Linked DNA regions of Homo sapiens: region 1 is linked to region 2. The links are chromatin loops, found by intact Hi-C in ENCODE. Cell type or tissue: MCF 10A. All regions are shown on one strand. Each heading gives the region's core, and the rest is flanking DNA. Links, peaks and the distances in the headings are about the cores only. Region 1 has its middle 11 kb from the start of ID2. Region 2 overlaps KIDINS220 (kinase D interacting substrate 220).

Region 1 (2,914 bases), core at 97-2,596, 110 kb after region 2:
TATAATGTGAAGTTTGGGTGCCGTGATTTTGACAACTTTATCTTGACACAGTATTATTAAATCAATAATAATAACAACAAATGTGTAACCTATAAACGAGAAACATTAAAAGAAATGTGGCTGCTAAATAGTTTGGTTCCATCACTCTCCTGCGCAAAGCTCTCCAAGGTCCCAGTTTACACAAAGTAAAGGCCAAAGCTCTTAGCGCGGCCTGTGAGGCTGGGTGTGATGGGCCTCCCCCATCCTGTCCGTTCTCCTCTCCTCGCACTGGGCCCCTGGCTGCCTTGCTCCGGCCCACTGTCCCCCACCATGCCCCACCGCTCCCCCACCACCCACCGCTCTCCCCCAGCCCTCTCCCCCACCAGCCCCCATCCCCCCACCTCCCCCCAACAGCTCTCCCCCACCCCCGTACCATCCCCCACCGTCCCACCACCCCCCAGCCCCCTCCCCTGCCCCCCATCAGCCCCCACCACTTCCCACCAGCCCTCCCCCACTCCCCGCCAGCCCCCACTGCCCCCACCGCCCCCCATCAGCCCCCCACCAGCTCCCAGCCCCCTCCACCCCCTCCCCGTCACCACTCCCACCGCCCCTCACTGCCTTCAGGTGGGACTTCCCTGGATGGCTGCTGCCGCCGGGCCTTTGCACGGGCCGCACCCACTGCCCGATTCCCCTTCCCGCAGATTCTGCGTGTTCGGCTGCTCCTGTTGTCCACGGTGCTCTCATGGAGCCTGGGGTACCAGTCAGGGCCCCGTCAGGAGACAGAAACCCCCCGAGCTCTCAGAGAGAGAGTAAGCTTGCTAACTAGCTAGAATGTGTTAACTGGGGAGCTGAACAGACAGCACTCCAAGCTGTCACCGAGGCAGTGCCGCAGGCAGCATGCCCCCCAGGATGAGGGAGCAGAGGGGAAAGGCGGGAGTGACTGAAGCTCAGAAGCTGGAGGAGGGTCCCTGTGCCTGGGACGTAGAGCCTCTATGCAGGGGCCGCAGGCTCAGGGACGGGGGCCATCAGGCTGGTCCTCTGAGTGTGGGGAAAAGCGCGGTCTGGATTCAGGCGCAGCCACAGGGAGGCCAGGGTGAAGAAGTGCTGGGCGGGGCTGCTGGGACCCCCAGGTGGACGGGAAGTCCCCGGGAAGCACACGGGCTGCGGCCGCTCCCATCCTCCCGCCGCCCCGCTGCGGCTGCTCTCTCACGCCCCCAACTGGCCATGCTAACCCGGAGTCGGCTGAGCTCTGCAGGGTCCCGGCGACCGGAGGTTGAGGACAGAAGACAACACCTTCATACTTCATAACTGGTCACCTAGGTTCTGTCTCCTCTTTTTCCCTGCTTTATTTGTCTTCGAATGCATATGAGACACACTCATGGTCTGTCTCCCATTGCTGGAATGCAAGTTCCACAGGGGCAGGGATCCCGGCTGTTTCATCCCAGTGTCGGCAGCACCTAGAGCCACGCCTGGCGTAGTCCCATGCATGTTTGCCGAATAAATTAATACATCAGTGTAACTCCATCGACACGTCAGAGACTTTCAGTGGCAAGAGGTGTCCCCGTTTTTGCAGGAGCAGCTCGCTAGGGTGGATGTTTTGTTCCTGTAGACAATAGATGATACAACAAAAATAATTAGCAGGAAGAGTCCTGCTTTTTACCCCTTGGCCTGTGTGAGCTGGCATTGCCCTGCAGCAAACGCGGTTTGCAGGGAGAGCACTCAAGGGCGTCTACTTGTTTGGGGATGATTCTCTAAAAGTCATTGTCAGGTACAAAGCCAGGACTTGACAAACTTGTCCAAAAATTTCCTTCCCAGTCAAGATATTTTTAGATTGAATCAACTTAACTGGTTTGGATTAAATTTAAACTTGAAATTTTCACTCTTTAAAATATTTTACTTCAGGCAATTAAAGTTTCAGTTGACATTTTTTAGAAGTCTTTTTTTTTTCCTCCCCTGGGAGGCTTTGGCGAACTCTGGTAAAATTACAACATTAAGAATGGCCTTGTCCTTTTCTCTGCCTAACTTGCTTCCATAGGATTTTTGAAACATCAAATATTGAAGAATTGTGTGCTTAAGAACTTTCTCTCAGAACTGATGAAACTTATTTAGAGCTTATTTAGAAGATTATGTTTGTAAAATAAAACTTACAGCGTTGTCCCTAGGTGGAGAATTAACTTAAAACTAAGACCACATTCCAAGAAGTGGCATAATCATATACGTGGAAGTACACACGCCATTCTACTTATAATGGCAGCAGGCAGAAGAGGAAGGGAAGCCAGGACGTTCCTAGGCTTCGGCCACTTTTCTTTGCTGCCAAATGCTAAGATCCATGCTAGGCGCCCCTGTCATAGCCATGCAGCGTCTCAGTAGGAGTGAAAGTAGTTCAGAGCCAGAAGGGCGGAGAGTTCAATTGCTGTCTCAGTCAAGGTCAATCTTGAGGAAGTGAATGAGGGTGCCAAGCAGTGTGTCAGGAGGCCAGGGCCTTTTCAGAGAGTTGGGCAGTGGGGGCATCTCTGTGCTCCAGTAGATAGAGGACTGGGTTATTTTTCTAACTTACTTATCACAAACATTCCCAAACATATGCAAAAGGAGTGAACGGAGGACACCTATGTGCCTGTCACTCAGTGGTGACAGCGGCAGCATTTCACTATATCTGGCTCATCCAGCCCTACTCCCTTTTTCTTTTTCTGGAGGATTTTAAAGCAAATATTATATATTATGTCATTTATCCTTACAAACTTCAGTATGCATCTCAAAAATACCAATTTCACACCTAAGGAAACAAAATCTTCACTATTATATAATACCCACCCCTCACTCAAATTTCCCCAGCAATCTAAAAAAAAAAAAAAAAAAAAAAAAAAAGTCCCTTTAGAGTTTCAGGATCCAGACAAAGCCCATCCGTTGCATGTGGTGGTGGTATTTTAAGTGTTTT
Region 2 (2,914 bases), core at 185-2,684:
ACACATCTGGCTGGTATAGCCTACTCCGTTCCTAGGCTCTATGGTATGGCCTGTTGCTTCTAGGCCTGTGCAGTGTGTTACCGTACTGAATACTGCAGGCAGTTGGGAGACAATGGTATTTCTTTATCTAAACATACCTAAACACAGAAAAAGTACAATGAAAGTCCAGTATCATAATCTTATGGAACTTATGTCATATATGCCATCTGTCATTAATCAAAATGTGCTGTGCATATTTTGGTTTTTGTCCGTGGTTCCTGGCTGACTGCTCCTATAACCTGTGTAATTTCATAAGTGACTACAGCAATAAGAGTATCTTTGGTTATATTTGGCCTTTTGTCCTGGGTTCTTGAAACAGCTCTGGATCAGTTCCAGAGTGATAAAGATGAAATATAGTCTTTTGTTACTTATCATAAGCCCCTTTTAACCACACTTGAGCTTATGTTAATGAGGTTATTTTTGGAAAGTTTCTAGATAACCCCACTGGTTGAGGTGCTGGTTGCCAGGGACACCAACCATGTGCTCAGAGGGTTGGAACTCACAGCCCTAACCCACCACCTCTGGGGAGGGGAGAGGAGCTAAAGATTGCATTGATCATCATTGACCAATGATTTAATAAATCATGCCTTCATAATGAAGCCCACATAAAAACCCAAAAGGACTGAGTTCAGGGGGCTTCCAGGAAGATGGCCAAGAACACATCCCCGTACTGGGAGGGTGGCATAGCGCAGCTCCATGGGGACAGAAGCTCCTGTGCTCAGGACCCTTTCAGACCTCATCCTATGTGTATCTTCATCTGCCTGCTCATTTCTATCCTTTAAAATATCCCTTATGGAAACTGGTAAATAGTACTTCCCTGAACTGTGTGAACTGCTCTAGCAAATCAATCAAAGCCAAGGAGGGGGTTGTGGGAGCTCCAATTTACAGCCAGTCAGACAACCTGAGCTTTCATTGGCATGGGAAGCGGGGGCAGTCTTGGGCACCGAACACTTGCCTGTGGGGTCTGATGCTACCTCCAGGTAGGTAGTGTCAGAATTGAGTTGGAGAATACCCAGCTGGTGTCTGCTGCAGAATTGATTGCTTGATGGATGTGGAAAAACCCCACACATCTGGTCATAGAAGTATTTAGTGTTGTAAGAATTTATGTGAAATGGAGTTTGTTTTTTCCTATACGTAGTACAAATTGTTTAATAAACTGTTCAAATCAAATGGTTTTTAATATTGGGGAAAACATTGTGCTGCATTAAAATATTTTTCTTATAAAATTTAAAGTAATATTGTAATTTTTGGGATATTTTTAGCTGTGCCTTATTTTCCCTCTTCAATGAACAGATTTTTAAAAATCAGAAATCAGCTGTCAGAAGCCAGAAAGCTTAAAAACTGGTTAGATACATCTTACTGATTAGCAATTTTTAATTCCTCATTCCCCAGCCTGTGCCAGTTGTGTTGGAGAGGTGAAGAAGCCTGATATCACTTTTCCCTTGAGCCTATAAGAATATGGTTAAAAGAAACAATATTTATGCATAAGAAACAGTTAAAATAATACAGACTGCTATTTATAGAATTAGTATGTTACATGAGTGGATCATAAAGGATTCTGAGAAGAGACAGTACCAGATCTTGGGTCATAGTGAAACAAGAGTAAACTCTTTATGTCATACTTTTTGGCACACTATCAACCAGTTCCTCCTGTTTGCATACTGGCAGGAGCTGACTCATTGCAAACCTTCAAGGCGTAGGCCCTGTTTTTGTGCTGGTGGAGGCAGCATAGTCCGTAGGCAGCTGCAGATGACATACCTTCCACCTGCCTCCTCTGGACAGTTGGTCAAGTGAACAAGTGGCTTGTTTCTGTGATGATTGATGGCTCAAGAATTTGAAAAGGCTGTGTTATTTTAATATGTGGGAGAATGACAGCTCAATTTTGGGGGCTGACCCAAAATATTTCTATAGGGAAATTGTATGACAGCTTGAAGTAGATGAACATCTCAAGAAGCAGTTTTAATACTACTTCTGGTAGTGAGTCACATTCTTCTCTTAGTTGATTTATTGTTTGTTTATTTAGAGACAGAGTCTCATATGTTGCCTAGGCTGGTCTTGAACTCCTGGCCTCAAATGATCCTCCTGCCTTGGCCTCCTTAAGCTTTGGGATTATAGGTGTGGGTCATCGTACCTGGCCTGATTTATTGTTATAAAATAGATGTGCAATTTTTAAAAGAATTACTTAAAATAAGACAGGTTTTGAAAATGTAGTTTCTAGGTTACTATGAAAGCCAAACAGTATATTACACTTTTCTTGAAATAGCTCATGGCTATTAATTCATTGTTTACTTTAGTGTTTTTTATGGGTTTTATTATAAAGAATTCTTGAAGTCTGATTCACCTGACTTTGGATTATTTAATTTAGAATGTGTTTATATATAAACACATTCTATATAGGTGTTAAAATAGTCACCCTGCCAACTATTTTATCCTTCATTACTGAGTTAGTTTATTGTAAATGAGTCCAATTTCAGATTATCATTTAAATAACTGAACTTCATAATAGCTCTAATGACTGAAGATCATTAATGTATTTTCAAAAACAAAAGATACCTCCTAGCCATTTTTGGTATGTTTCTTGCTATTTATTTTGGCATTTTACTATTGGAAATGACAATAATAGGCCACCTATTTGAAAACATTAGTTTTATGATTATGGCATAAATCATATATTTTCTAGAATACATTAATTTCTTGGGCTTGCGTTTTGTTTTGTTTTTGTTGTTGTTGTTTTTAGAATTCAATGACTGCACTTATTGTGGCAGTGAAAGGAGGTTACACACAGTCAGTAAAAGAAATTTTGAAGAGGAATCCAAATGTAAACTTAACAGATAAAGATGGAAATACAGCTTTGATGATTGCATCAAAGGAGGGA

Evidence for each region. A loop is a pair of places that touch in the nucleus more often than their neighbours do. Peaks named below come from ENCODE experiments on the same cell type or tissue, not always from the same donor. Only the 100,000 strongest peaks of a DNase experiment are listed, where the experiment ranks them.
Region 1: it touches region 2 in a loop (6-fold over the local background); 2 of 110 quality-filtered maps call a loop at or near these places.

The regions. Positions count from the first base shown.
Region 1 is chr2:8,691,717-8,694,630 of GRCh38, reverse strand. No RefSeq gene overlaps it. Among named protein-coding and RNA genes, the nearest start is that of ID2, 11 kb to the right of the region's middle. In MCF 10A, for the core only: a CTCF peak has its summit at 1,180 (motif pointing left); no DNase peak of the experiment used is centred there.
Region 2 is chr2:8,802,990-8,805,903 of GRCh38, reverse strand. It overlaps KIDINS220 (kinase D interacting substrate 220), which reads left to right. Exons shown (of 30, transcript NM_020738.4): 8 at 2,777-2,914. Among named protein-coding and RNA genes, the nearest start is that of KIDINS220, 33 kb to the left of the region's middle. RefSeq lists an enhancer at 1,998-2,047. In MCF 10A, for the core only: no CTCF peak of the experiment used is centred there; a DNase peak (open chromatin) is centred at 1,713.